2 separate regions of the Homo sapiens genome follow, and region 1 is linked to region 2. A link is a loop called in an ENCODE intact Hi-C map of the cell type or tissue named here. Cell type or tissue: Calu3. All regions are shown on one strand. Links, peaks and the distances in the headings refer to the core of each region. The heading gives the core; the rest is flanking DNA. Region 1 overlaps SEMA3D (semaphorin 3D). Region 2 has its middle 330 kb from the start of LINC00972.

Region 1 (15,564 bases), core at 3,911-11,910, 710 kb after region 2:
CTAGATTTACCTAACTGAATGTGCTAAATCTTAGAAACTGAGTTGTTCAGGATAGTGTATTACACCAGTCCTGTATTTCCAATAATTTTTATGAGTTTCTGAAGTAGTTAGAAAAACATGTTCTCCACTTCTATTTGCTTAGTCATTAACGGCAAATCACAAATAGTCGTCTCTAAATACTAGGTGTATTTTTCAGAAAAAAAAAATTGCCTTGAAAGCCTCTATAGAATTTATCCCTTAAAAGTTAGTGTGTTTAATAGCTGCCACAAAAGTTTTTGTTGTTCTTTTTTTTTCTCCTCTATCCTTTGCCTTAGATGTTTGAGTTTGTATATTTTTATTTCATCTAAAGTATTTCAAGATTATTAGTAGGTGAGGTAAAGGACTCTATGTTATTATATGTCAAGAATTTTGGGGGGAATCCTAAGTATCAGAAGTGGGAAAAAAAAACTTTTGAAAACAGTAAAGAGCAAGTGCCAATAGACCTTCCTCTGGTAAAGAGAAACGGTATCCATAAATTTCTCTTTATGTTAAAAAATGCTTATAATTTAAGTTGCCAAAGAAAGTAAGTGAAGAGATATTTGTTTCTACATGTTATATTTCTACATGTTCTATGTTACACAGTTGTTTCTACATTTGTTTCTACAACTTAACTTACCGGAGTTGACTGCCAAATATGGTTATGTGAAAACTCTCAACCGTATTTTTAAAATTCATATTATTATTTTTGCCTTCATTTTTTAGTGGTCAGATCCTTTTTTAAAAATCCCAATGAACCAGGTACATGAAACATAGTTATGGCATTGCAAGTATTGCAAAAGAAAACCCACAGGCTAAAAAGGGTAGTTCAACAAAGTTTGTTTCATTTGATTTAATGAGCATAACTTCACTATCTTCCATTAGTTCACTTAATGTATCAAAACATACTCATTTAAGATCTTCACAATATAGTAATATAGTTCAATATAAGGCATACACTTCTAATGAGTCTCTTGGGGGCTTATGCCAGGTTTCACTTTTTGTTTCTACCATGTCATGGTCATAGTTTCAAACTTCTGAATAGACCACCCTGAGTTTGGATTGTCCTTATCATTATTATTTATTTATACAGCCCCATGCAGATCATTTGTACTAAGTTTTCAAAGAAAGATTCTAAAATCTGTTTCTAGAAATAACCCACTGAAGATTGAGACAACACAGATAGATGTAGATTGGACAGTTGCTGTGGGATCTATTATAAATGACAAATCAAGCAAAGAATATGAATGATGGATTGAAATATAACAGGCATTAAATCAAAAAGACAAAAGTATTAAATTTCCCTAATCTTATTTGTTGAATTTGTAAAAATGGCCAACAGAAAGCCTGTGTGTTTGCCTCAGTGTTAGTTTGGGTAATGGAATAGGTTTTTCTTAATTTATAATACTGTAGTATTTATATCACACTTCAAAAGAAGGTGAGTAGTATTAATTCAAACTAAAATCTATAAGCATAAGTGTTATTAATGGGTAGAACAGGGAGTGGGGCACACAAAGAATGCATATATCATGGTTTCAAAGTGTCTGAGAATTTCATTCTCTTGCTTGCACAAAGATACAGAAGAGCAGTATTAGGCAAAATAACTAAATTTTAAGCAGAGAATAATTTATAACCTCTAACTCCAGCATCAACTATTTTTTAAAGTTCTTAAACTTTGTCATTATCCAGTTTCTATTGATTTGAAACTGGTGTCCTTCAACTTAAACTCATGAATAGGGTTACAAATCTCTGCACACAAATTAGTAGCTTAACAAAATACTTGTTTTCAAATGTCTTGGAGAGTAAACTGATTTTACAAAATCTTCAGGATTTAAGAGCATAGGAGCCGAAAGTCAATTATTACATTTTCCAAAAGCCACTGTTATCTAATATATAGGTTAAAATGACAATGTTTATAAAGTACTGAGGGATCCTTGAAGAGGATGGTATATACAGATAAAATCACGTTTAACAGAGGAACCCAGCATAGTGACCCAAAGTTCAAAAGGCACACTCAATAAAAGTTCATGTGTGACAGCTGCTAGCTACTTTACATGTCTATATAAGATTTATAAGGGTTTAAGTTTTGCTGGGACAGTAGAAGGAAAATATAATGCCATATTACCCTGCTTTAGGTCTGATCTACCTATCAGTAGATGCTATGATTAGAAGATCTTAGTAATTCGTAACATGCAACCATCATACAATCAAATGACTCAGATGTACTATATTTTAAAGCTGCTGAAGGATTGCAAATTGTGGTTTGTTTTGTCTTTAATTTTTTTTTCTTTTTTTAATTAATCATTTTAAATTAAGAAATACTGCAAACATATAACAAGTACAGGAAAACAGGCACCCTCTGTACTTACCACCCAAATTGAACACATGTGATCAGGCTTGTTTACATATACTTTCTTTGTTACTTTCATCTGCATCTTTGTGTAGAGGGTGTCAAGGCTTTTGGAACACTTAACTACAAAAAGTGAATGATAAATAGTGTAGAGACCCACAGAAGTGCCTGGTGACTAAAAACTGCTGATTTTGACATCTTAATGATAAATCTATTGTGTTCGTGAGATGGTTATATTCTTTAGAACTTCACAAAAATAAGCAAGGAGGTGACAATTTAGTACAAAAGTGGTTACCTCCCTTTCAGCCCTCTTCTGGGCTTAAAGTTCTTAGAGGAGATTGTGTGGATATGCAAACAAATCCAGGGACTGAGAAACTGGTCAACAAAGTCAGCCCAACTGACATTTCCCTACAGGAGAAATACAACTCCTTGTGAATTGAACTTTGCCATCTCAGGTCATGCTTCTGGATGTCTGTAAGAGTTACTATCCAGTCATTAAATGCTTATAATCCATTCCTGAGTGCTATTATCCCAGGAACTGTATTTGCTTCCCTTCTGACAGCAGGTGGCTTTCATCTTTGGCTTGGATTTTTTTGTTTTGTTTTGTCTTGGTTTTTTATCTTTTTATTCCTGAGGGGCTAGAGAAGGCTGTTGGATGGGTAGGTAAGATTATTTTGTTCAAAAAATTTCTATTTTTTGGTCAGGTTAAAAGAAATGCAGTACAGTATAAATCCCTTTTCTGTCCTACAAATCTAGATGGGATTATTCTGCTAGTTAGAATGTTCTCATGGTTACCTTAAATATCAGTGATAATTGTAAATAGAAAGGGAGGAAATGTTTGAAAATGAACATTTATTATCACTTTTACATAGTAAAATGTTTAAAAGAGGATACGATTGCTCATTTTTATGAATACTGTATATGCCTATTAAAGGAATGTCGTTAAGCAGATATTCTGATTATATATGTATTCACATAACAAAATAATTTCAGCATATATTCTGTGATGGGTAAGACAAACTTTAGTCTCTGGCATTATATTCATGATCACTGATATGTTTGTTTATATTTATTGAATCAACATTATTTTTAGTATTCACTGCTGATCCTCTCAAAATATACAAATTTAGGCAAAGAAAATTTAATAAATACTATCAATATATAAGAATTCATTAAAATAAAAATGTTTTTACTAGTGCTCTTCTTATCACAACTAGAAAGCTGATAAAAAAATGTAAAGATTAGATACGTTACTTTAAACAGATCTAAATCAAGAGCCATGAGAAAGATGGGGAAATATCTTACATTTTTAAATTCATTTAAAATTATCTTAGTTTCTGATAATTCCAGATATACATCTTCTCACTGGAATCCTACTATACATGAACACAGAACTCATTGTTACATTAGGAGAAAGCGTCAATATTTTTGCTTATTCTTATTAACGTACAGATATATATTCATAAATGTTCTGAGGATATTGGCATTAAAAACAGGTCATATCTAGATAAATCTGTCTGCATCTGCAGACATCTGAAATCATCCAATAACTGGCTGAAATATACTTTATTTCTTAACAATGATACTCATAATAAAGGCATCGTATATAAAATATAAATGTAAGAGCAATTACCGACAGGCTTTTTATGACAGAGCCACTATATAGAATATATTATACATTTTCTTAAAAGGAAACTGATTATTTAACTTCTTTGCCAATTACTAAATTTTTTAGTAGTTCTTCATGTGCACTTAATAACATACAGACACTTTGGCCTGGCATTAAAGCTTTCCTTGATCTTACCCCAATTTACTTTCATAACTTTTTCCTTCACTATTTTAATTGATCTCAGTCTTCAACTAAACACAGTTTATCCTGATTCTCCTAGATGTCCTGGATTGTTCCACCCATTGTCCTTTTCCCTAGTTTCCAGCACAGACAGTATTACCTGAACCAATCTCTACATATGTAGTTTGGTCCCATCTATTATTGTAAAAAGTTAACATTAAACCCAACTCTTCAGTGAAGTTTTTGCCTTTTTCCCACTATAATGAAATCCTTGGCCCTTAGTCTATACCATTCTGAAAATTTTTTTCAATTTTATGTTTTATTCTTAGTTATTTATTAACTATTAATCATGTCTTCATTCAACAGCAATAGGGATTTAGTGACATATTGGGAGTTGAGTAGAGGGAATTTTAGGGAGTGCATTGTCTACAAGAATTAAAAATTATTCAAAAACCAACTAAAAATTATTGTGCTTTTTATTATTGCCACATGCCAGTAATTGTAAACAGTGTCAGTGACAATATGCTAATCATAAAAGAGTCTTGTTGGTCTAGATTTTAAACTGTGGTTTACTACTGTGTATCTATTATGTATATGTATATATGGATATTTGTGTGGATAGTAAGCCTCCAGCACACATGAACTCAGCTACACACATGTTCCAAGAGTAAGTTCATAATGATTTGGAATCATTTAAAATTTAAAACAGTGAGACATAGTGCAAACTAGGAGGTGTGATAGTTTGTTCCTTAAGTGCCAATTTTTAGTTCTTACATGAAATATTCTATTGAATGTTGTTGCTTTTAGATTTCAAAGTTATTATTTTAAAATTGTGTGTTATAAACCTAAAGAACAAATAAAGAAAATAATAATTATTCCTGAGTTTTACAGAACTGTTACTGAAAATGTATCTTTTGTTTAGTGAGAAAGGAATGTAAAAAATAATTCACTCTGGGTATCACATACCATAGATGCCCTTGGTGTTAGGTGCTAAGGCTATAAAGATACCTCTGGTCTCTGGTTTCCTTTCTTTCTCCCCTTCCCCCTTTCTTCAAGCATAGTATTTATAAGATTTCAAATTCTCTTGTTTGTTGTAGTCATTTAAATGCCTTTCTCTAGTTTAATTTCAGAGATAAAAGAAGAAAGTTTCTAGATATTCAGACTTGAAACTTAACAGTTAACTTCTCATTAACTTTACAGAACATAGATTGAAGGATAAATGATTTTATATAATTTATACTTAAATATAAATAAATTATTGGAAAAGATGGCTTCAATAGTAATTTAAATAAATTAGTCTTATTATAAGCACAGCAGAGCTAGTTGGGTTAAATGAATGAAAAATCATGCTTATTCAGTGTTCACAGGTGTATTAGTCTGTTTTCACGCTTCTGATAAAGACATACTAGAAACTGGGGAATTTATTAAAAAAAATAGGTTTAATTGGACTCACAGTTTCACATGCCTGTGGAGGCCTCACATTCATAGCGGAAGGCAAGGAGGAGCAAGTCACATCTTACCTGGATGGCAGCAGGCAAGGAGAGCTTATGCAGGGCAACTCCTGTTTTTAAAACCATCAGATCTCGTGAGACCCATTCACTATCACGAGAACAGCATGGGAAAGACCCGCCTCCATAATTCAATCATCTCCCACAGAGTCCCTCCCACAACATGTGGGAATTATGGGAGCTACAAGATGAGATTTGGGTCGGGACACAGAGCCAAACCATATCAACAGGTATATATTAATTTAAAAATGAGGACATAAATTTTTATGCTGAATTATTGAATAGTGTAATTCTGTTTATCGTGTAATTGATTTAAGTGTTTATGTTTTACTAAATGCTTAAAGAACATTTTTAATGAACCATTTCAGAGTAAAAATAAAGTATGGAAAATATAGATAAATATTCTTTAAAAGATTTGTTTTTGTTTTTGTTTTGTTTGCTTTTGAGACAGGGTTTTGCTCTGCCACCCAGGCTGGAATCAGTGGCACAAACATGGCTCACTGCAGCCTCAACCCCCTGGGCTTAAGTGATCTTCCTCCTTCAGCCTCCTGAATAGCGGGGATTACAGGGACACCCCACCACACATGACTGAATTTTTAAAATTTTTGTAGAGATGAGATCCCACTATGTTGACCATACTGGTCTCGAACTACTGGGTTCAGCTGATCCTCCTGCCTCAGCCTCCCAAAGTGCTGTGATTATAGGCAAAAGGATGGTTTTTATATGTGTATTATTACGCATATGTTTATGTTGCATGGATGTTTAATTAGTAAGACATTAAATTTGGAAAAGACTTTTAAGCCTATAAAGAGACATATTGCTAAAGGTTGCAAATATTGTTTTTAATCCTATAAATAATATACAAGCCAGTACCAGCATTCATTGAACTCAAGTTGCCTGAGACTATGCTAAGCATTTTATAGACTTTTTTTCCCCATTTACTCATCAAACCAACCATATTTCAGCTGGGTTCAGTGGTATGCACCTGTAGTATCAGCTACTTAGGAGGCTAATGTGGAAGGATTACTTGAGCCCAGGAGTTTGAGGCAATGATCTTGCCTGTGAATAATTACTGCGCTCCAGCTTGGACAACATAGAAAGACTTCATCTCTGAAAAACAACAACAAAAATTAACTAACCGTATTTCAAGAGATTTATCATTTTTATCAGTGAGAAAACAGAGACTTAAAAAAAATAGTCTCTTGCAGGTCATGAAGCAAAAAATTGGCAGGTGGGATTTGATTTCAAGCTGCCTTTACCATTGCCTTGTATGCATCTACTCATCCAATAGAGCTGAACTGCTTGTATTTAATTCATTTAACTATGAGAAAAACATTTAATATTGAGGGCTAATACTGTCTTTTTCCTTATTTTAAAGTTCAAGGACTCAATATCTGGGTTCAGTGTCTTTGTAAACAATGACATCAATAAGACACTACCTGTAATAGCCACCAGTTTTAGTGAGTGGTAGAATTGTGTTGATAAATATTTATCTTTATTTTTTTTTTCATGTCAGAATGATGTAGGAGGACAACGCAGCCTGATAAACAAGTGGACGACTTTTCTTAAGGCCAGACTGATTTGCTCAATTCCTGGAAGTGATGGGGCAGATACTTACTTTGATGAGCTTCGTAAGTTCCTTCTTTCCTTCTTTCTTGGAAAGGCCTTACTGCCTAATTAAGTAACTTGGCATTTATTTCCCTTTGGCTCCAAATGCCTGATTAATTTTACCTGAGCAAACCTTACAGGAGTGGTTCTTACTAAAATTCACACGCAAAGTACACGGAAGTGCTCTAGGTCTGGGCACACGTCATAATGCAGTAACTCTTCTCTTTGTAAGAGTCCTCAAAGTAAGTGAAGGAAACAAAACTACAGCAAGACACAGAAAGGTGTGAGCTCTGGAACTACACAGTTCATCCATTCTCCATGCAGTCTTTCATTTTGAAAGGAGCCACCTTCTATAGGTAGGAAAATCTTGGATTCCTTATTCCACGGGTGCCCTCTGCTGGCAAGTACAGGAGATTTGGTGAACACTGTCCCTCCGACTTGTTAATGAAAGAATAATCAGAAGCAGTAGACAGCTTCTTCTATTTCACTTCTCCTCTTCACTCCCTCAAAAACTCCTTCCAAGTCCTACAATGATTTTTTTCTTTTTTGTTTATGTATAATGTTAGCATCATTAGCTTTTAGCTTCTTGAACTTGTTCTTATTTTTGCCATGTAATGTAAAAATGATAATCTATATCATGGAATTATTTCATCAGTATTGTGTATTTTCCAACTTAAAGTATACATTGAGTAATCGTGGATGACCTCTCCTATTGTATGTAAGCACATTCACATCTTAATCTTTTAAAGAATATTATTTGCACATAACTTACTGTCAATACGGCACTAATTTGGGGGTAGCTATTTTCTTATTGTTACCAAATAGGTAAATGAGGTCAGGTGTGGTGGCTCACACCTGAAATCCCAGCACTTTGGGAGGCCGAGGTGTTTGGACCACTTGAGGTCAGGAGTTTAAGACCAGCCTGGCCAACATGGCGAAACCCTATCTCTACTAAAAATAAAAAAAAAAATTAGCCGGGCTGGTGGTGGGCACCTGTAATCCTAGATACTAGGGAGGCTGAGGCAGGAGAATTGCTTGAACCCAGGAGGGAGAGGTTGCAGTGGGCAGAGATTGTGCCACTGCATTCCAGCCTGGGTGACACAGCAAGACTCCATCAAAAAAAAAAAAAAAGGCAAATTAATTACTAAGTTGACACAATTATAGGACAGAATTTTTTTACACTAGAGGGTAAAAATTACTTATTTTTTGGTTTATATTTTCTATGAAATCAGATTTCCAATTGGAAACTACCTTGGAGATTATCAATTGTACCATACCATACATAGTCATTGAGAAAAAACAATCTTATATTTGATTTCTCAAGGCATAATATAGTGCCTCTGTTAATCGTATAAACTGTTTAGATTTTCAGAGTTTCAGTTGTGTTATTAACAAAAAAGCAATGTAATACTGAAAAATAAGAGTAAATATTTATTTTTCCCCTTTAATAGAAGATATTTATTTACTCCCCACAAGAGATGAAAGAAATCCTGTAGTATATGGAGTCTTTACTACAACCAGGTATGTTCAACAAAATGCTTTTAATGCTTCAGAGAATTGTATATGTATGCAAGCCAATATAGTTATAGGATCTTTTTGTCCCTGCGTTTGTAGTAGCATATCGTAAACTTTTTTTTTCATTTTACCTTTTCACTTAGTGTTCCTTAAAAATCATTTAATATCAGTGTAAAAAATTCTTTTTTTTCTTTTTAAGCCAGTATAGCATTAGCTATAATGATTACCACAAGTTATTTAACCACTCCTCTGAACATGGACATTTCTGTTATTTCCAAATGCCTACTGTTGCATATAATGCTTCAGTGACTAAACTTGTGCATATACCTTCCCCATAGGAACAAACGTATCTGTGAGATAAAGTCCCAAAATAAATTTTCTGTGTATAAAAGGCATATGCAGGCTGGGCTCACCAGCTCACTCCTATAATCCCAGCACTTTGGGAGTCCAAGGGGAGGATGGCTTGAGCCCAGGAGTTCAAGACCAGCCTGGACAACATAGTGAGACCCAGTCTCTACAAAAAGTAAATAAAAAAATAGCTGGGCATGGAGGCACATGCCTGTAGTCCCAGCTACTCAGAAGGCTGAGGTCAGAGGATTGTTTAAGCCTGGAAGGTAGAGGCTGCAGTGAGCCATGATGGTACCACTGCACTCCAGCCTGGGTGACACAGCGAGACCCTGTCACCAAAAAAAAAAAAAAAAAAAAAAAAGTGTTTGCGTATATATTAATCATAGTAAGTATTTACATGATATGTGTTGTCATAGTGATAGTACTAAGGAAATACGTGGATAAATGGTTAAGTTCATTGGTAAGGCTATAATCATGAGATGGGACACTCTTAACCTTTAAAACATCATCACATGCTGTCCTATTATCATTTCCCAGTTACCCTACAAAGACAGGTGTGGCTGTTATGACTATTTCACTGCTTTACTAATTTAGGCAAAGAATGTTTTCATCACTTGCTCAAAGAGGAGCGGACTATTAGTAGTAAAAATAAAACTGAAAGTGAAGACAATTTCATGTTTTCTACTCCTGTATTTCTGTCTTCTTTTTGCATAATGCTTTCCTGTACTTATCATTGAGACCTTCCGACTTCCTTAAAAGTTGTACTAGCATCGGTGGGCACGATGGCTCATGCCTGTAAATCCCAGTACTTTGGGAGACCAAGGCGGGTGGATCATCTGAGGTCAGGAATTTGAGACCAGCCTCCCCAGCATGGTGAAACTCCATCTCTACTAAAAATACAAAAAATTAGCCAGGTGTGGTTGCGGGCGCCTGTAATCCTAGCTACTCAGGAGGCCGAGGCAGGAGAATCACTTGAACTTGAAAGGCGGAGGTTGCAGGTTGTGCCATTGCACTCCAGCCCCGGCAACAAGAGCAAAACTCTGTCTCAAACAAAACAAAACAAGTTGTACTAGCATCTGTGAAACTTTCTCAAAGAATATGGGGGCCCCACAGACTTAATTTTATTTAATATTCAGTAACTTAAATTTGACTATGTTCAAAGCACACCCTTTCTCCTGTTCCCTGTTACAGCCTATATTGTTGGAAATAGTTTTCACATTTTCCACAGCTCTGCTCTCAAACTTTATCAATGTATATTGACATCAGTATAGGAGGAATTGAAGATACTGATATTGGTACTGAAGAAAAGGTCTTACTGCCTCCTAGTGAATAAATTTTTAATCTATTTTATATGAACAATATAGTTTAACTTTTTTCTGTGGCACAATCCTCATTTTGTTCACAATACCTTATTCATAAACTGAAATGCACTATTGGTTCAGAATAGATCAGAAAACAAAATACTGTTTGGTTAATTATAAGATACAGAATATGAATGTTCAAATATGAGAATAAAGAAGATATCCTAGGAAGCTGCTATTTTGGACTCCATTTTCCTGTTAATTTATATCCTAATATAAAAAGGTACAAGAAGTGCCTCTGGTCAAGTATCTCAATCCTAGTTCTCTTGGCACCTTTCCAATTGCAGAACTTTCTTTGAAGTCACTGTGCTCCACACACAAGGCACGGATATGTGCCAGGAAAATATAGCCCCAAGATAGTTCGTTTTTTTCTCCTATTAAGTTTCTGCCCACCCAGAGTGTGAAGTTACAAGTTAGCTCTTTGTTCTTCCTATACTTTATTGTTTTGTTTTTAATGCCATCCTAAAGACCAAGGTGACATTGGAATGTATGTCATATCCTTTGTCCAACAAGAAGACATAATAAACCTGCAATAATGGCAATGCCATTAAGCATGAGGCATCATACCTTTAAAATATCCTAGGCAGATTCTGTGATTTCTGTGGCAACGCCACCTCCATTCTCAGGAGCTAGTTTTCTTCCACCTACCTATTTACCATTACCTCTCAAAGGTTCCCATTAATATCATTCCAAGAATATTAATAATTGAGTTACTATGCTAGAGAATCATTAGCTTATTTGTTAATGCTAAGTTATTATTATTATTATTTTTATTATACTTTAAGTTTTAGGGTACATGTGCACAACGTGCAGGTTAGTTACATACGTATACATGTGCCATGTTGGTGTGCTGCACCCAGTAACTCGTCATTTAACATTAGACGTATCTCCAGATGCTGTCCCTCCCCCCTCCCCCCCACCCCACAACAGGCCCCGGTGTGTGATGTTCCCCTTCCTGTGTCTATGTGTTCTCATTGTTCAATTCCCACCTATTCGCAAGGACAAAAAACCAAATACCGCATGTTCTCACTCATAGGTGGGAAATGCTAAGATTTTTAATATATTTTTTAGATCATAAAGGTTGATCTCATTTTTGAAAATGGGAATGATTAAAAGTTTTCAACTCAAAGAAAATATCTTTTAATTTCTAGAAATAAAGCAAAAAAAGACATCTGAATAGTGTTAATTTTTAGTAGTTTGCAAAAATTTGAAAAAATTCCTTTGGAGTTTTTTGCCTCTTAATACTTTCTCTAATCCTGTGTAATTATAATTAAGTATCAGATGAGCTACTGTAATACATAAACTCATAAATTCAAGGAGGACCAAAAAGAAAAAGATTGTTTCAACATTTTAAAATCAGTTTAATAAAAATCATATAAATATATCATTTAGCAACTAATGTTTATGGATATTCATTCATTGTAAGAAAACAAACGAGAGGATTATTATTCAAATATTTAAATAATTCTTTTTAATAAGTAAATAATGTCACTTTTTATTTTGTAAGCCTTTGGAAGGCATTATGCCATAATAACTTTAAATAAAATGGAAGAACATGTAAATAAATATAACACTCTTTCATGCATATTCCTCTTTATCCTCCAGGGTTTGTTTTATATAATTTCTGTTTATCTATCAGGTGCCAATTTAGATGACACCTCCTCCCTGAAAACTTACCTGGCAGCCCTATACTGGGTACCCATGCATGTTCTACTTTGCTTACTATATTTACTGGCGATGAAGTTATTATTACACTTTATTTAGAATTGCTTGGCTGTAAGCCACTTGAGGACGTAGGCACATTGTGTCTACAGTACCCATCAAATTTAATGTGCTAAGTAAATTTTGTCCACAGCACCTGCTGATAGTATGTGCTCAGTCAATGTTTATTGAATTCATCAGTGAATGATTGAATGATGATGCTTTTTTTTTCCAGCTCCATCTTCAAAGGCTCTGCTGTTTGTGTGTATAGCATGGCTGACATCAGAGCAGTTTTTAATGGTCCATATGCTCATAAGGAAAGTGCAGACCATCGTTGGGTGCAGTATGATGGGAGAATTCCTTATCCACGGCCTGGTACAGTATGTATCCAACTTAATAATCAAATTATTTTCTTAAGCTCATATTTAATTCTTAATTTAATTGTAATAAATTCTGCTATTCACCAGAGCCACATGTGCTGTAATAACATTTATTTGCAGTGAAGTATTAGCATTTTCATCCTTCATTGAAATTTAACATTTCAGTAAGAATTTTAGTTACTTTGAGAAACAATGGACTATGTCATAAGTATCTAACCACGGGGACAATGTGGAGCTTATCCCCAACATGTTTATGTTTATAGAATCATTGGAAAGATTTAGTTATCTAGAATGACAGCTATTCTAAATTAGATGGAAATGTCAAAGAAGTATTATTTCTCACATACAGCTCTGCAGATAGCTCGAGTCTTCTAATCCCCACTTCTACTTTGAAAAGAACACATCATAATGGTTCACTTAATTTATCTCTTTTTTGGTATGCATTTATCTTTTCTTCACTTAATTGTACCTTAGAATAACATGCACTTTTTAAATGGGAAAGGAATTTTAGAAAACCCTCAGTCAAAAATTTTTTTCAAATAGTATGAATCATGTTTAAAGCACAAATGATGTAAGTAAGAATGTATTTTAGAGTTTATACAATTGTTTAAAACAAAAAACAACTGCAGTTCAAAATGCTGTTACATGCATTTTAAGTGAAGGGATTTTTAAAACATTTGTTGATATTATTATGACAGTTTAAGTTATTTTAACATCAGGATTATTTATTGACCTAATATTAAAGAGGAAAAAAATTTTTTTTTCATTTTGGATTTATTCTGAATATTACTACCAAGAGGTTTAAAATAATTACCAAAATATCTGAGGAAAATATTGACTTAACTCTTCAAGTTTTACTGAATATTATCTTTTCATATGTTCATTCTTAAAGGAGAACCAGCTGGTAGCTATGCTTTCCGAATTCTGTTTCCATCTTCCTGCTATATAACTTAATTAAATTTGGGAAGTATGCTATACAACCATCTCTATTTTCCCCTTAATAATTCCCCAATATAAATTTGTTTCAAGGATGGTTTCTAACTTGATTATAAAGTAATAACGATGTTTGTGGAAACATGTTTTTTTTCAAACAATATGATTTTCAGGACTCATTTTTTTAATTTTCTCTCTTTTTAATAATGTGATAAGAACATTTAACATGAGACCTATCCCCTTAAATTTTTTAATTTACCATCCATTATTGTTGAGTATAGGTACAATGTTGTACAGCAGATCTCTAATGCTTATTCTTCTTAGCTAACAGAAACTTTGTGTGCATTGATTGGTAACTTCCCATTTTGCTCCCTCCTAGCCCTTGGAAACCACCATTCTGCTTTTTGATTCTATTATTTTGACTATTATAGATACCTTATATAAGTGGAATCATGCAGTGTTTATTTCTCTGCAAATGGCTTATTTCACTCAACATAACGTCCTTAAGATTCATTCATGTTGTTGCATAGTGTATGCAGAATTTCCTTGTTTTTCAAGGATGAATGCAGTCCCATTTTATATATATACACATACACACATCCCATATATATGATATCTATATGCACATATAAAGATATTATATATGCATCACCTGTATATAGATATATACATATATGATGCATATATCATATATAAATATATGTATGATGTATGTATAAATGTATCATATATCATATATACATTTATATATGATACAAGTCTCATATATATGTATATAGGATATATGATATATAATCCTAGATATATTGTATACATATAACACACACACATACACACACACACACATTTTCTTTATCCATTCATCTGTTGACAGACATTTAGGTTGTTTCCATGTCTTGACTATTGTGAATAGTGCTGCAATGAATCTAAGAGTGATAATATCTCATATATCTTTGATATCTTAATTTCAATTGTTTTAGATAAATATCCTGAAGTAGGATTGCTGCATCATGTAGTAGTTCTATTTTTAATTTTTTGAGGAACTGCCACACTGTTTTCCATAGTGGCAGTACCATTTTGCATTACCACTAGCAGTGTGCAAGGCTTCCAATTTCCCCACATCCTCCTTAATACTCATCTTTTGTTTTTATGATGTTATCCATATTATCCATCCTGACAGATGTGGAGTGATACCTGATTGTGGTTTTGTTTTCAACTTCTCTGTTGATTAGTGATGAATAATTTTCATGTACCCATTGGCCATTCGTATGTCTTCTTTGGAGAAATGTCTATTGAAGTACTTAGCCCATTTTTTAATTTTGTTTTGTTTTGTTTTGTTTTTTGTTTTTTTGTCAGAGTCTCGCTCTGTTGCCCAGGCCAAAGTGCAGTGGTGCAATCTTGGCTCACTGCAACCTCTGCCTCCCGAGTTCAAGCACTTCTCCTGCCTTAGCCTCCAGAGTAGCTAGGATTACAGGTGTGCACAACCATGCCCAGCTAATTTTTGTATTTTTAATAGAGACGGGGTTTCACCAGGTTAACCAGGCTGGTCTCGAACTCCTGACCTCAGATGATCCGCCCACCTCATCCTCCCAAAGTCCTGGGATTACAGGTGTGAGCCACCATGCCCGGCCTAGGTCATTCTAATGCTTTTTTAACTATTTTTTATTCATTGAATATCACAGCTGTACTTACTCATTTCATTTACTTATATTTTAATAGTAATATAGCACTTAGGATATGGGGATATTATTCTAAAGGTTTTACAAACATTAACTTACTTAATACTGATCATAATCCCATGAAACACATGCTATTATTATTAATTCCATTATACAGATGAGGAATGTCAGGCACCGACAGGTACAGTAACTTGCCCAAGGTCACAAAGCTAATTAGTGATAGGGCTGGGTTTCAACCCCAAACTCCAAATTCTTGGCTATTTACTATCATACTGTAAATTCAAGGTCATTGTTCTTACAATAACTCCCAGTTATTAGTTCTTACACTATGATGTTGCACTACAAAAATGTTAAATTATATATTTTTACCTTCCCTG
Region 2 (15,564 bases), core at 5,124-13,123:
TTTGTACTAACTTAAATTCCCACCAGCAGTGAAGAAGCGTTTCTTTTTTACCACATCTGTGCCAACACCTTTTTTTTTTTTTAACTTTTTAATAATTGCCATTCTGGCTGGTGTAAGGTGGTATATCACTGTGGCTTTAATTTGCATTTCCCTGATGATTAGTGGTTTTTAGTATTTTTTCATATGTTTGCTGGCCTTTTGTATATTTTCTTTTGAGAAATGTCTGTTCATGTTGCTCATCCATTTTTTAAATGGGATTATTTGTTTTTTTCTTGAGGATTTGTTTGAGTTCCTTGTAGATTCTTGATAACCTACAGATTCTGGTTAACCTATAGGTTTACAGAACCTATAACCTATAGGTTCTGTAGTTTCTCCAGGCCCTTTCTATAGGTTCTATAGATTCAGAACGTTCATTCTTTGTTGAATGTATAGTATGCAAATATTTTCTCTCATTCTGTAAGTTGTCTGTTTACTCTGAAGAAGCCTTTAGTTTAATTAGGTCCTAATTATTTGTTTCTGTTTTTGTTGCATTTGCTTTTTCAGTCTTATTTGTAAATAATTTCCTAGGTTAATGTCCAGAACAGTTTTCCTAGGGTTTCTGCTTGAATTTTTATGGTTTTAAGTCTTATATTTAAGTCTTTAGTCAATCTTGAGTTAATTTTTGTATATGGTGAGTGATAGTGATCCAGTTTTATTCTTTTTCATGTAGCTATCCAATTTTCCTAGCCCTTTTAATTGAATAGGGTGTCCTTTCACCAGTGTATGTTTTTGTCTGCTTGGGCAAAGATCAGTTAGTTGTAAGTATTTGGCTTTATTTGTGGAATCTCTATTCTATTCCATTGGAGTGTCTACTTTTATACTAGTACCATGCTGTTGTGGATAATATAGCCTTGTAGTATAGTTTGAAGTCAGGCAATGTGATGCCTCCTGATTTATTCTTTGTGCTTAGAACTGCTTTGGCTATTTGGATACCTTTTTGGTTACGTGTGAATTTTAGGATTGTTTTTCTAATTTTGTGAAAAACGACATTTGTATTCTGATAGGAATAGCATTGAGTCTGCAGATTGCTTTGATCAGTGTGGTCATTTTCACAGTCTTGTTTCTTCCAATCCATGAGAATGGGATGTTTTCCCACTTACATCATTTATGATTTTTTTTGCATTTTATTTATTTTTAAATTATTTTTAAAACTTCTAGATTAGTTTTAGGGGTACATGTGAAGGTTTGTTATATAGATAAATTATGTGTTGTTGGGGTTTGATGAACAGATTATTTTGTTACCCAGGTAATAAGCATGGTGGCTTTGAGTTGCATTTCTTAAATGACTAGTGATGTTGAGCATTTTTTCATATGCATTACAGCCATGTGTATATCTTGTTTAGAGAGGTATCTGTTTATGTCCTTTGCCCACTTTTTAATGGAATTGTTTGTCTTTTGCTTGTTAATTCATTGAAGTCCCTTATAGATTCTGAATATTAGACCTTTGTTAGATGAGTAGTTTGCAAATATTTTCTCCCATTTTGTAGGTTGTCTGTTTACTCTGTTGATAGTTTCTTTTGCTGTTCAGAAGATCTTTAGTTTAGTTGGGTCCCATTTGTCAACTTTTGTTTTTGTTTCAGTTGCTTTTAATGTCTTCATCATGAAATGTTTCCCAGGGCCTATGTCCAGACAGGTAATTAGTAGATTTTCTTCCAGGGTTTTATAGTTTTAAGTTCTACATTTAAGCTTTTAGTCCATCTTGATTTGACCTTTGTGTATGGTGTAAGGAAGGGGTCTAGTTTGAATATTCTGCATATGACAGTTCAGTTATTACAGCACCATTTATTGAAAAGGTAGTCCTTTCCCTATCGCTTTGGCTTGTCAATTTTGTCAAATATCAAATGGTTGTAGATGTGCAGCTTTATGTGTTGGCCCTCTATACTATCCCATTTTTCTATGTGTCTGTTTTTATACCACTACTTTGCTGTTTTTGTTACTGTAACCTTGTAGCATACTTTGAATTCAGGTAATGTGATGCTACCAGTTCTGTTCTTTTTGCTTAGGATTACTTTGGCTATTTGTTCTCTTTTTCATTCTTAATTTCAGAATACTTTTTTTTATAATTCTGTGAAGAATGTAATTGGTAGTTTGATAGAAATAGCATTGAATCTGTAAATTGCTTTAGACATGGCCATTTAAACAATATTGATTCTTCAAATCCATGAGCATGGAATGTTTTTCCATTTGTTTTTGTCATCTCTGATTTATTTGAGAAGTATTTTAAAATTGTCATTGTAAAGATTTTTTATCTTCCTGGTTAGCTGTATTTCTAAATGTGTGTGTGTGTGTGTGTGTGTGTGTGTGTGTGTGTGTGTCTGTCTGTCTGTCTGTCTGTTTTGAATGGGATTGTGTTCTTGATTTGGCAATCAACTTGGATGCTGCTGGTGTATAGAAATGCAACTAATTTTTGGACCTTGATTTTGTATCCTGAAATTTTTCTGAAGTTGTTAATCAGATCTAGAATATTTTCCTCAGAAAACACAGGATTGTTTAGTGTATTAAATCTTATTTATTTGTATTATTGTCTGCAAACAGAGATAGTCTGACTTCCTCTTTTCCTATTTTGATTCCTTTTATTTCTTTCTCTTGCCTGATTGCTCAATCTGGGACTTCCAGGTCTATGTTGCACAGGACTGGTAAGAGCGGGCAACCTTGTCTTGTTCCAGTTCTCAAGTGGAATGCCACCATATTTTGCCCATTCAGTAAGATGTTGACTGTGGGTTTGTCATAGGTGGATATTTTGCAGTTTTTCATGTCTGTATTTCCTTCAGTTCAGCTCTGATTTCATTTATTTCTTGTCTTCTGCTAGCTTTAAGGTTGGCTTTCTCTGTTTTTCTAGTTCTTCTAGGTGTCATGTTAGTTTGTTAATTTAAGATCTTTCTAACTTTTTTTCTTTTTTTATTATCATATTTTGAGTTATGGGATACATGTGCAGAACATGCAGGTTTGTTACATAGGTATACACATGCCATGGTGGTTTGCTGCACCCATCAACCTGTCATCTACATTAGGTATTTCTTCTAATGCTATCCATCCCCTAGCCCCCCATGCCCCAACAGGCCCCAGTGTGTGATGTTCCCCACCCTGTGTCCATGTGTTTTCATTGTTCAACTCCCACTTATAAGTAACAACATGTGGTGTCTGGTTTTCTGTTCCTGTGTTCGTTTGCTGAGAATGATGGTTTCCAGCTACATCCATGTCCCTGCAAAGGACATGAACTCATCCTTTTTTATGGCTGCATAGTATTCCATGGTGTATATGTGCCCCATTTCTTTTTCCAGTCTATGATTGATGGGCATTTGGATTGGTTCCAACTCTTTGCTATTGTGAATAGTGCCGCAATAAACATACATGTGCATGTGTCTTTATAGTAGAATGATTTGTAATTCTCTGGGTATATACCCAGTAATGGGATTGCTCAGTCAAATGGTATTTCTGGTTCTAGACCCTTGAGGAATCGCCACTCTGTCTTCCACAATGGTTGAACTAATTTACACTCCCACCAACAGTGTAAAAGTGTTCTTATTTCTCCACATCCTTTCCAGCATCTGTTGTTTCCTGATTTTTTTAATGATTGCCATTCTAATTGCCGTGAGATGGTAACTCATTGTGATTTTGATTTGCATTTCTCTAATGACCAGTGATGATGAGCTTTTTTCATATGTTTGTTGGCTGCATAAATGTCTTCTTTTGAGGAGTGTCTGTTCATATCCTTCGCCCACTTTTTGATAGGGTTGTTTGTTTTATTCTTGTAGATTTGTTTAACTTCCTTATAGATTCTGGATATTAGCCCTTTGTCAGATGGATAGATTGCAAAAAATTTCTCCCATTCTGTAGGTTGCCTGTTCACTCTGATGATAGTTTCTTTTGCTGTGCAGAAGCTCTTTAGGTTAATTAGATCCCATTTTTCAATTTTGGCTTTTGTTACCGTTGCTTTTGGTGTTTTAGTCTTGCAGTCTTTGTCCATGCCTATGTCCTGAATGGTATTGCCTAGGTTTTCTTCTAGAGTTTTTATGGTTTCAGGTCTTACATTTAAGTGTTTAATCTATCTTGAGTTAACTTTTGTATAAGATGTAAGAAGGGGTCCAGTTTCAGTTTTCTGCATATGGCTAGCCAGTTTTCCCAACACCATTTATCAAATAGTTAATCCTTTCCCCGTTGCTTGTTTTTATCGGGACTGTCAAAGATCAGATGACTGTAGATGTGTGGCATTATTTCCGAGGTCTCTGTTCTGTTCTGTTGGTCTATATATCTGTTTTGGTACCAGTACCATGCTGTTTTGGTTAGTGTAGCATTGCAATATAGTTTGAAGTCAGGTAGTGTCATGCCTCAGCTTTGTTTTTTTTGCTTAGGATTGTCTTGGCTATGCTGGCTCTTTTTTGGTTCCATATGAAATGTAAAGTAGTTGTTTCCTAATTCTGTGAAAAAAATCAATGGTTGTTTGATGGGGATAGCATTGAATCTATAAATTACTTTGGGCATTGTGGCCATTTTCATTACATTGATTCTTCCTATCCATGAGCATGGAATGTTTTTTCATTTGTTTGTGAAGAGGTCCTTCACATCCCTTGAAAGTTGTATTCCTAGGTATTTTATCTCTTTGTAGCTATTGTGAAGGGGAGTTCACTCATGATTTGACTCTCTGTTTGTCTATTATTGGTGTATAGGAATGCTTGTGATTTTTGCATTTTGATTTTGTGTCCTGAGAATTTGCTGAAGTTGCTTATCAGCTTGAGGATATTTTGGGCTGAGACGATGGGGTTTTCTAAATATACAATCATGTCATCTGCAAACAGAGACAATTTGACTTCCTCTCTTTCTACTTGAATACCCTTTATTTCTTTCTCTTACCTGATTGCCCTGGCCAGAACTTCCAATACTATGTTGAATAGGAATGATGAGAGAGTACATCTTTGTCTTCTGCTGGTTTTCAAAGGGAATGCTTCCACCTTTTGTCCATTACATACGATATTGGCTGTGGGTTTGTCATAAACAGTTCTTATTATTTTGAAATATGTTCCATCAATACCTAGTTTATTGAGAGTTTTTAGCATGAAGGGGTGTTGAATTTTATTGAATGCCTTTTCTGCATCTATTGAGATAATCATGTGGTTTTTCTCATTGGTCCCGTTTATTTGATGGGTTACATTTATTGATTTGTGTATGTTTACCCAGCCTTGCATCTCAGAGATGAAGCTGACCTGATCGTGGTGGATAAGCTTTTCATGTGCTGCTGAATTCAGTTTGCCAGTATGTTATTGAGGATTTTCACATTGATGTTCATCAGGGATATTCGCCTGAAATTTTCTTTTTTTGTTGTTTCTCCACCAGGTTTTGGTATCAGGATGATGCTGGCCTCATGAAATGAGTTAGGGAGGAGTCCCTCTTTTTCTGTTGTTTGGAGTAGTTTCAGAAGGAATGGTACCAGCTCCTCTTTGTACCTCTGTTAGAATTTGGCTGTGAGTCCATCAGGTCCTGGGTTTTTTTTTTGGTTGGTAGGCTATTAATTACTGCCTCAATTTCAGAACTTGTTATTGGTCTATTAAAGGATTTTACTTCTTCCTCATTTAGTCTTAGGAGGGTATATGTGTCCAGGAATTCATCAATTTCTTCTAAATTTTCTAATTTATTTGCATAGAGGTGTTTGTAGTATTCTCTGATGGTAGTTTGAATTTCTGTGGGATCAATGGTGACAATCCCTTCATCATTTTTTATTGTGTCTATTTGATTCTTCTCTCTTTTCTTATTTATTAGCCTGTCTAGCAGTCTATCTATTTTGTTAGTCTTTTCAAAAAACCAACTCCTGGATTCATTGATGTTTTTGAAGGGTTTTTTGTTTCTCTATCTCCTTCAATTCTGCTCTGATATTATTTATTGTTTGGCTTCTGCTAGGTTTTGAATTTCTTTGCTCTTGCTTCTCTAGTTCTTTTAATTGTGATGTTAAGGTGATGATTTTAGATCTTTCCCATTTTCTCTGTGGGCATTTAGTACTATAAATTTCCCTCTAAACACTGCTTTAGCTGTGTCCGTGAGATTCTGGTAGATTGTGTCTTTGTTCTCATTGGTTTTAAAGGACTTATTTATTTCTGCCTTAATTTCTGTATTTACCCAGTAGTCATTCAGGAGCAGGTTGTTCAGTTTCCATATTGTTGTGTGGTTTTGAGTGTGTTTCTTAATGCTGAGTCGATTGCACTGTGATCTGAGAGACTGTTTGTTATAATTCCCGTTCTATTGCATTTGCTGAGGAGTGTTTTACTTCCAATTATATGGTCAATTTTAGAATAAGTGTGATGGGGTGCTGAGAAGAATGTATATTCTGTTGATTTGGGGTGGTGTTCTGCAGATGTCTATTTTCATGTGCTGCTGAATTCAGTTTGCCAGTATGTTATTGAGGATTTTCACACTGATGGTCCACTTGGTCCAGAGCTGAGTTCAAGTCCTGAATATCCTTGTCAATTTTCTATGTCATTGATCTGTATAATATTGCCAGTGGAATGTTAAAGTATCCCACTATTATTTTGTGGAAGTCTAAGTCTTTGTAGGTCTCTAAGAACTTGCTTTGTGAATCTGGGTGCTCCTGTATTGGGTGCATATATATTTAGGATAGCTAGCTCTTCTTGTTGCATTGATCCTTTTACCATTATGCAATGCCCTTCTTTGTATTTTTTATCTTTGTTGGTTTAAAGTCTGTTTTATCAGAGACTAGGATTGCAACCCCTGCATTTTTTTTTTTTTTTGCTTTAAATTTTCTTGGTAAATATTCCTCTATCCCTTTATTTTGAGCCTATGTGTGTCTTTGCACGTAGTTTGGGTCTCCTGAATACAGTACACCAATGAGTCTTGACTCTTTATCCAATTTGCCAGTCTGTGTCTTTTAACTGGGGCATTTAGCCCATTTGCATTTAAGGTTAGCATTGTTACATGTGAATTTGATCCTGTCACTGTGATGCTAGCTGGCTATTTTGCCCATTAGTTGATGCAGTTTCTTCATATTGTCAATAATCTTTATAATTTGGTATGTTTTTGCAGTGACTGGTAACTGTTTTTTCTTTCCATATTTGGTGCTTCCTTCAGGAGCTCTTGTAAGGCAAGCCTCATGGTTCAATGTTGACGTTTAGCACCATAAATGTTCCTTTTAACACTGTGTTAGCTGTGTCCCAGAGATTTTGTAGGTTTTATCTTTGTTCTCATTAGTTTCAAAGATTTTTTTCATTGTTGTCTTAATTTTATTTTTTACTCAAAAGTCACTTAGGAGCAGGTTGTTCAATTTCTATGTAATTGTGTGGTTTTGAGTGATTTTCTTCATGTTGATTTCTATTTTTATTGCATTGTAATCTGAGAGTGTGGCTGGTATGATTTCCATTTCTTTTTATTGTTTGTTTTGTTTTGCTGATAATTTTTTATGGCTTATTTTATGGTCAATTTTAGAGTATGTGCTATCTGCAGGTAAGAAGAATATATTTTCTGCTTTCCTTTGGTGGAGAGTTCTGAAGATGTCTATTAGAACCATTTAGACAAGTGTCAAGTTCAGGTCCTGAATATCTTTGTTTTTTTTCTGCCTTGATGATCCAACACTGTGAGTGGGTTGTTGAAGTCTCCTGCTATTCTGTGGTTATCCAAATCTCCTTGGAGGTCTCTAAGAACTTGGTTTAGGAATCTGGGTGCTCTTGTGTTGACTGCAGATATATTTAGCATAGTTAGGTCTTGTTTAATTGAAAGCTTTACCATTATGCAATGCCCTTCTTTGTCTTTTTTGATCATTGGGTTGAAGTCTGATTTGTCTGAAATTAGGATAGCAGCCCCTGCTTTTTTTCTGTTTTCCATTTGGTTGGTAGGTTTTTTTCCATCTGATTACTTTGAGAGTATGAGTTTTATTGCATACTGAAGACAGCATACAGTTAGGTCTTTCTTGTTTACCAAACTTGCCACTCTGTGCATTTTAATTGTGGCATTCAGCCCATCCTATTCAAGGTTAATATTGATATGGGCAAATTTGATTCTGTCTTTATGTTGTTAGCTGGTTATTATGCAGATTTGATTGTGTGCTGGCTTAATAGTGTCTTCATACTTAAGTGTGGTTTTGTGGTGGCTAGGAATAATCTTTGCATTCTGTATTTAAAACTTCTTGCAGCATGTCTTGTAAGGCAGGTCTGGTGATAATGAATTCCCTTAACATTTGCTTTTCTGAATAGGATCTTATTTCTCTTTCATTTATGATGTTTAATTTGGCTGGATATGAAATTCTTTGTTGGAATTTGTTTTCTTTAATAATACTGAATAGAGGTCCCCAATCTCTTCTGGCTTGTATGGTTTCAGCTGAAATGTCCACTGTTAGCCTAATGGGATTCTCTTTGTAGATAATCTGCCTCTTCCCTCTAGCTGCCTTTAACATTTTCTTTCATTTCAACCTGGGAAAATCCGATGAGTATGTGTCTAGGGGATGGCCGTCTTGTACAGTATCTCGCAGGAGGTTTCTACTGTTGTACCTGAGTGAGTATTTGCTGAATTTGAATGTTCTCTGGTGAGGTTGGGAAATTTTCATAGACTATGTCCTCAAATATGTTTTCCAAGTTTCTTGCTTTATCTGTTTCCTTTCAGGGACAAAAATGAATTGCAGATTTGGGCTCTTTACATAATCCCATATTTCTTAGAGGTTTTGTTCATTTTTTAAATTTTATTTTTATCTGACTGAGTTATTTAAGAGAACCAGTCTTAGAGCTCTGAGATTCTTTTCTCAACTTGGTTGATTCTGCTGTTAATACTTGAGATTATATATAAAATTTCTGAAGTGATATTCTCAGCTCTATTAGATCAATTTGGCTTTCTTTAAAATAGCCATTTCATCTTGCATCGCCTGTATTGTTTTGTTGTATTCCTTAGAATCATTGGACTGGGCTTTGACTTTCTCCCAAATCTCAATGATCTTTCTTCCTATCTATATGATGAATTCTACATCTGTCATTTTAGCCATTTCAGTCTGGTGCCATTGCTAGGGAACTAGTGCAGTGTTTGGGAAGTAAGAAGACACTCTGGATTTTTGAATTGCCAGAGTTCTTGTGCTGGTTCTTTCTTATTTGTGGGGATGTTGTTCCTTTAATCTTTGAAGTTGAGGTCCATTGCACAGGAGTTTCTGTCTTTACCTTTTTTGATGTGCTTGGAAGTTTGATTGTGGGTTTAATTGACTGGCTTGTTCTGTCGATTGGTTTTGTTTCTGTAAGATTTCAGGTGGTCAAAGCTCACCTCAGCACTCCTAGGCTGCATATTCTAACTTACGGGGTTGATAACAGGTGCCTGGCTTTGTTCTTTGGTTCTTTGGGGTTAGGAATCTGCTAGGCTGAAGGGGCCAAGGTGTTTCCAGTGTGCTGGCCTCAATATTCTATTGGAAGTTGCCCGCCAGAGCGCTTTGTAGGGACGTGGCAGTGGGATCCGTGGTCACTCGCGCCGTGTCAGCAACTGCAGCAGCGGTGTGAGGTGCATGTGCGTTGGTTAGGGTAGGGGTCTGTCAGGAACCTTTGCCTTAGTTTTAATAGGCACTATAAGGGAGCAAAATATTTTGGCGTTGTATTTTGGGCTGCAATCCAGCAGGTGGCGCTTAAGACTGTTAGCGGAGAGGTTCTTAGTACACTGTATGACTCTTGTGTGTTTTGGTGCGGTTAGCAGTAGTGGTATGTTGTGAGGAGGGAGAGAGGTGACCCCCTCACCTGGTCTACTCCTGGGCCTTGGAGGTGCCCCCTCCGATTATAGGCACCGTGCTTGCATTTTTTTTGTTGGGCATTCTGGTCCACAAGGCTCCCTCAGGCAGGGGCCACATTTGGCAGGCAGGTCGTATCCTTGTCAGGTGGGCCCTGTAGAGGGAGGCACACCTCGTTCCTCCACCAACCACCCTAGGAACCCAGGTGTCACATTTCACAGTGATCTGAGAATGAGGGCTCCCACCTGCTTTAGCACTGCCCACACCCTCAAATCCTGCTCAGTTAGGAGCTGCCTGGGTGGGTGGATTCACCTGTTCTGCTATGTAGATGCTTCCTGTGGGGGGAAAGGTGTTGTGCCTTCCTGCAGAGTTCAGGCAGAAGTGGAACCACTGAGCTAAAACCTTTAGCAGGTGTGGCCGGCCTGAATACAGAGATGGGGGTGGTTTGAGTAAAACCACCACCACTCCCTGCCCTCACCCACGCCATCCAGGTGTTTCCAGGGACAACAGGAGGCTTTGCCCACCGGTTGAGTTCAGACAGAGGCAAAACCACTGGGCTGGAAACTCTGGCAAGCGTTCACAGCCTGACTACCAGTGACGTGAGTGGGCGCCCCCTCCCTGCCGTCTGGGGCTTCTCAGGACAACAGGAGGTTGCATGTGTTGATTGAGTTCAGGCAGAAGTGAGATGGCTGATGCTGGAAGCTCTAGTAGGCATTGGCCGCCTGGTTACCAGCAGTGGGAGCAGGCGGAGTCACCCTCCCTGTTGTCTAAGTGCTTCCTAGACAACAGGAGGCTGCACCCCCTGACTGAGTTCAGGCAGGAGCTGAACCACTGGAGTGGAAGCTCCAGCAGTGGTGGAGGTGAGTGGGGTCATCCACCCTGCCCTTTGGGTGTTTCTTGGGACAGCAGGAGGCTGTGCCTTGCTGTCCTGTTGAGCTAGAAGCTCCATCAGGCATTGCCCACCTAACAATGGTGGGGGTAGGTGGGGTTGCCTGCTCTGCCATCAGGGCATTCTGGGCAACAAGAGGCAGTGGGAGTAGCCCAGTTTGGGTAGAAGTGGGATGGCTTGGCCAGAAGCTCGACAGGTCTTTGTCTGGCAAGGGCAGGGCAGAGGAATCTTCCTGCTCCCAGGCACCCTGACTGCAGCCTCTACTGGGGCTATGGTGCTGGTGAAGGTCTATTTCCAGGTCCAAGGATTGTAGAGGTCGAGAATTTGGAGCTATCTCTGCAAAGTCTCTGGGTGACTCTCTGCCTCAGTTTAGAAGCACGGTCCCTGTGTAGAGCATGAATCCCTCTGAGGCCCTCAGTCACTCCCTCATGCTTTCCTACCTTGTGGAGCTTCTCCTGGATCCACATTGATTCCAGATTGGCTGCTGCCCAGCTTTGCTCCTCTTTGCTCTCTGTGTTCACTCGCTGCTGTGAGTCAGTGTTCAATAGCCCTTTTGATTTCTCTCCGTGACAGCAGCACAGGTAATCTGCTTTAAGTCTGCCATCTTGACCCCTCACCTCTTTCTATGATTTGTTTTATTAGTGTTTTATAGTTCTTTTTGTTGAGATCTTTCACTTCCTTGTTTAAGTATATTCCTAGGTATTTTATTGATTTTGTAACTGTTGAACCGTAAATGGGATTGAGTTCTTGATTTGATTCTCAGCTTGGTCATTGGTGTGTAGCAGTACTACTGATTTGTGTACATTAATTTTGTAATCTGAGACTTTACTGAATTCGTTTATCAAATCTAGAAGTCTTTTACTACCTTGAATGGAAGGGTTGAAAATGGACATCTTTGTCTTGTTCCAGTTCTGAGAGCGGAATGTTTTCTACCTTTCCTCATTCAGCACGATATTGGCTGTGGGTTGATATGGCTTTTATTATTTTGGGATATGTTCCTTTATGCCTAGTTTGTTTAGGGTTTTTATTACAAAGAGATGGTAGATTTTATCAAATGTTTTTCTGCATCTATTGAGATGATCATTTGGTTTTTGTTTTCATTCCATTTATGTGGTGAATCACATTTACTGCCTAGCACATATTGAACCACCCCTGCATCCCTGAGATGAAAACTACTTAATCATGGTGAATTATCTTTCTGATGTGCTTTTGGATTCAGTTTGCTAATGTTTTGTTGAGGATTTTTACATCTGTGTTCATTGGGAATATTAATCTGTAGTTTTCTCTTTTTTTTTCTTGTTATGTCCTTTCCTGGCTTTAATATTATGATGATACTGTTTTTGTAGAATGAGTTAGGGAGGATTCCCTTCCTCTTAATTTTTTGGACTAGTTTTAATAAGGTTGGTACAAGTTCTTCTTTGGATGTCTGGTGTAATTCAGCTGTAAATCTATCTGGTCATGGACTTTTGTTGTTGTTGGAAGATATATTTTTATTATTACTGATTCAATCTCACTGCTAGTTATTGGTCGCTTAAGGATTTCTATTTATTCCTGATTTATGCTTAGTAGGTTGTATGTTTCTAGCAATTTATTCATTTACTTTAGACTTTATATTTTGTGTGCATAAAGGTGTTCATAGTAACCTCAAATAATCTTTTATATTTCTGTGATATCAGCTGTAATGTCTCCATTTTCATTCACGATTCAGCTTAACTGAATCTTTTCTTGGTTAATCAATCTAGTGGTTTATCAGTTTTGCATATCTTTTAAAGCACCATTTTGATCCTTTTTATTTGGGGGGGTTCAATTTCATTTAGTTCTGTTCTGATCTTTGTTACTTCTTTTCATCTTCTAGCTTTGGGTTTGGTTTTTTCTCATTTCTCTAGTTCCTTGAAGTGTGAAGTCAGGTTGTCAATTTGTGGTATTTGTGTCTTTTTGATGTAGGAATTTAGTGCTGGAAACTTTCATCTTAGTATTGTTTTTGCTGAATCCCAGAGATTTTAATAACTTGTGTGGCTGTTATTATTAATTGTGAAATTTTTTTAAATTTTCATATTGATTTCATTGTTGACCCAAATATTACTCAGGAGCAAATTGTTTAATTTTCATTTATTTGTATGTTTTTTAGGTTTCCCCTTGGAATTAATTTCTAGTGTTATTTTGCTTGATGGTAGAATATACTTAATATGATTTTGATTATTTAAAACTTACAGAGACTTGTTTTTTGTTGCCAGTCATATGGTCTATCTTGGAAAATTTCTATGTGCTGATGAGAAGAATCTTTATTCTGCAATTTTGTAGTAGAAAGTTCTGTAAATGTCTGTTGGATCCATTTGTTCTAGAGTCTAGTGTTTTTTGTTGACCTTTGTCCTTAGTGATCTGTTTATTACTGTCAGTATAGTGTTGAAGTCCCCCACTATTATTGCTTTGATGTCTATCTCTTTTCTTATATCTAGTACTAATTGTTTTATGAACCTGGGAGCTCTGGAGTTAGAGAATACATATGTACTATTGTTATATCTTCTAGTTAAATTGATTTTTAAATTATTATAGAATAATAATTATCTTTGTCTTTTCTTTTACTATTGTTTCTTTATAGTCATCTTTATCCAATATAAGAATAGCTACTCCTATTCATCTTTGGTTTCTATTTGTATTAAGCATTTTTTTCACCCTTTTACCTAGAGTTTATAAAAATATTTACAACTTAGATGGGTATCTTGAAGACAGCAGATACTTGGTTTTGGTTTCTTAATTCATTCTGCCAATCCATGTCTTTTAAGTGGATAATTTAGACCATTTAGAGTCAACATTAATATTGATATGTGAGGTACAGTTACAATCATCCTGTTGATTGTTATTTAGTTGCTTTATTTTCTTCAATGTGTTACTATTTTATAATTCCCGTGAGCCTTATGCTTTCAGGTGTTTTTATACTGGTGCATATTCACCTTTGGTTTTAATATTTAGAACTCCATTTAACATTTCTTGTAAGGTTGGACTGGTGGTGACAAATACTACCAGCATTTGCTTGTCCAAGAAGGCTTTATGTCTCCTTCAATTATGAAATGTAGTTTTGCTGGATATAAAATTATTGACTGATAGTTACTCTGCTTGAGGAGACTAAAGATAGGTCCCCAAACCTGTCTAGCTTGTAAAGTTTCTGCAAAGAAATCTGCTGTTATTCTGATAGAGCTGTAAGATACAATACAATTCCTCTTCAAAGTTCAGCCTGTTAATTTCCTTGTTCTTTGTTCTCAAACGTAACTTTCTTGTTCTCCATACCTCCTTGCCCCTAGTTACTGTAAACAATCTCCTGTCAGAGCTAATCAATAACTCACATCTGTTCCCTTGGTTACTCACTCTGCACCCATTCCTCCCACCAAAACTTCACTTCCCACCACTGTAACTCACCTTCCGCTTCCCCCTTCCTTATTTAGGAAAAATATTCACAAGAAGCCAATAGGGTCAGTTTAGATTGTGCAGTTCGACCCCAGCCCATGGGAGAGTGGCACAGAGGTAGGCACTACGCCTCCGAGATAAAAAGCCTTTCCCTCCTTTGTTCGGTGTGCTTTTGCAATCATAATTGACACAGGGAGCACCCTTCTGCAGAAGTAAATTGCCTTGCTGAAAAAAACTTCCCTGAGTGCTGGTTTCACTTTGCGACACCAAGCATTTACTTCCAATAATTTCTTGGGGCTTGTCCAGGATTCCCATTCTCCCCTGGGGAAGGGGTCTATGGTCACCTCTCATGAGGAGGCACATCCCACTGTCTCGTTGTGGTGGCCTCAAGGTGAGGGATCAGGTCCCCCCCACCAACTGGTGTGACAAATAAACCCGGACCCTCAACAACATGGGGAGGAAAAGGCTTGCAACACCACGGCAACCAGGTAACTCTGTGCACAGACCAAGGTAAGAAACGTCACAAGGTGACAAAGTATTTCCTCGGTGGTTGGGATATTCTGGAGGTTGAAAGTGTGTGTGAATGATCACAAGCACTACTGCTTGTGGTGCTGCTTGTGTGAATGGTTCTAAGCACTACTGCTCTGCAGAGTGAGTGGGTCCTATCAGTGGCTCCATGGTCACCTCATACGGCTTAGGGCGGATCCTGCCATGGGGTTTATACAGGCACACCAATGCCAACAGGCACTTAAATTCCCCTTGAGGAAGGGGCTAGAGTGGACAAAGCAAAAGAAGTGTGCAAGGAGCCTCCAGTGGGTGGGGCTAAAGGATAGGCAAGAAATCTCTAATATGAGGAATTGAGCCTTAACAAGCCCCAAGGGAAGAATAGGCAAGAAATCTCTAATACAAGGGATTGAGCCCCAGCAAGCCTTCAGAGACAGATAGGCAATTAGTCTCTAGCATGAGGGATTGAGCCTAACTGGACCCAATATGGGAAATACCCCCAAGCAAGACAGAATAAAAAGGATAAAGATAGTAATAAAGATATTCCCCCGATAGTCCCCTAGGACTCATGTTAAAATATTGGAAAGATAATGAGAGAACTAAACATAAGAAAAAGCAACAAGTGATAAAATATTGCTGTTTTATTTGGACTCAGGGACCCATCCTCAAACCTTCAATCTTCTGGCCAAAGTTTGGGTCAAATGAGGATGTGATGTGCCAACTTCTAATTCAACATGTAAGTGATAAAAGTCTGGTTTCTCAGGAATAACTGGACTGTGCTCTTTGTTGGAGGCAGGGACCTATCTTCCTTTTTCCCTTAAAGACAATTAGGGAAAAATTAAATCAAGAACATCAAAATTAAGAGTCAAAAAAACCAATTCCTGGGCCTAAAGAATCCAGCATATGGGATCCTCTAGACCATCTTCCCTCGCTCAGTTCTCCTAACCCTTCCCCTCAGGCAGCCACTGCTGTCCCAGTTCAAACTCCAGATCCCTCCCCTGCTCACATTATTCCTCCTCCTTACAATCCAGATTGTTGG

Evidence for each region. A loop is a pair of places that touch in the nucleus more often than their neighbours do. Peaks named below come from ENCODE experiments on the same cell type or tissue, not always from the same donor. Only the 100,000 strongest peaks of a DNase experiment are listed, where the experiment ranks them.
Region 1: it touches region 2 in a loop (15-fold over the local background); 24 of 110 quality-filtered maps call a loop at or near these places.

The regions. Positions count from the first base shown.
Region 1 is chr7:85,033,900-85,049,463 of GRCh38, reverse strand. SEMA3D (semaphorin 3D) reads left to right here. Exons shown (of 19, transcript NM_001384900.1): 10 at 7,179-7,293; 11 at 8,722-8,791; 12 at 12,431-12,575. Among named protein-coding and RNA genes, the nearest start is that of SEMA3D, 150 kb to the left of the region's middle. In Calu3, for the core only: no CTCF peak of the experiment used is centred there; a DNase peak (open chromatin) is centred at 7,653.
Region 2 is chr7:85,744,639-85,760,202 of GRCh38, reverse strand. No RefSeq gene overlaps it. Among named protein-coding and RNA genes, the nearest start is that of LINC00972, 330 kb to the right of the region's middle. RefSeq lists an enhancer at 9,722-9,781. In Calu3, for the core only: a CTCF peak has its summit at 9,642 (motif pointing right); DNase peaks (open chromatin) are centred at 9,642 and 11,142.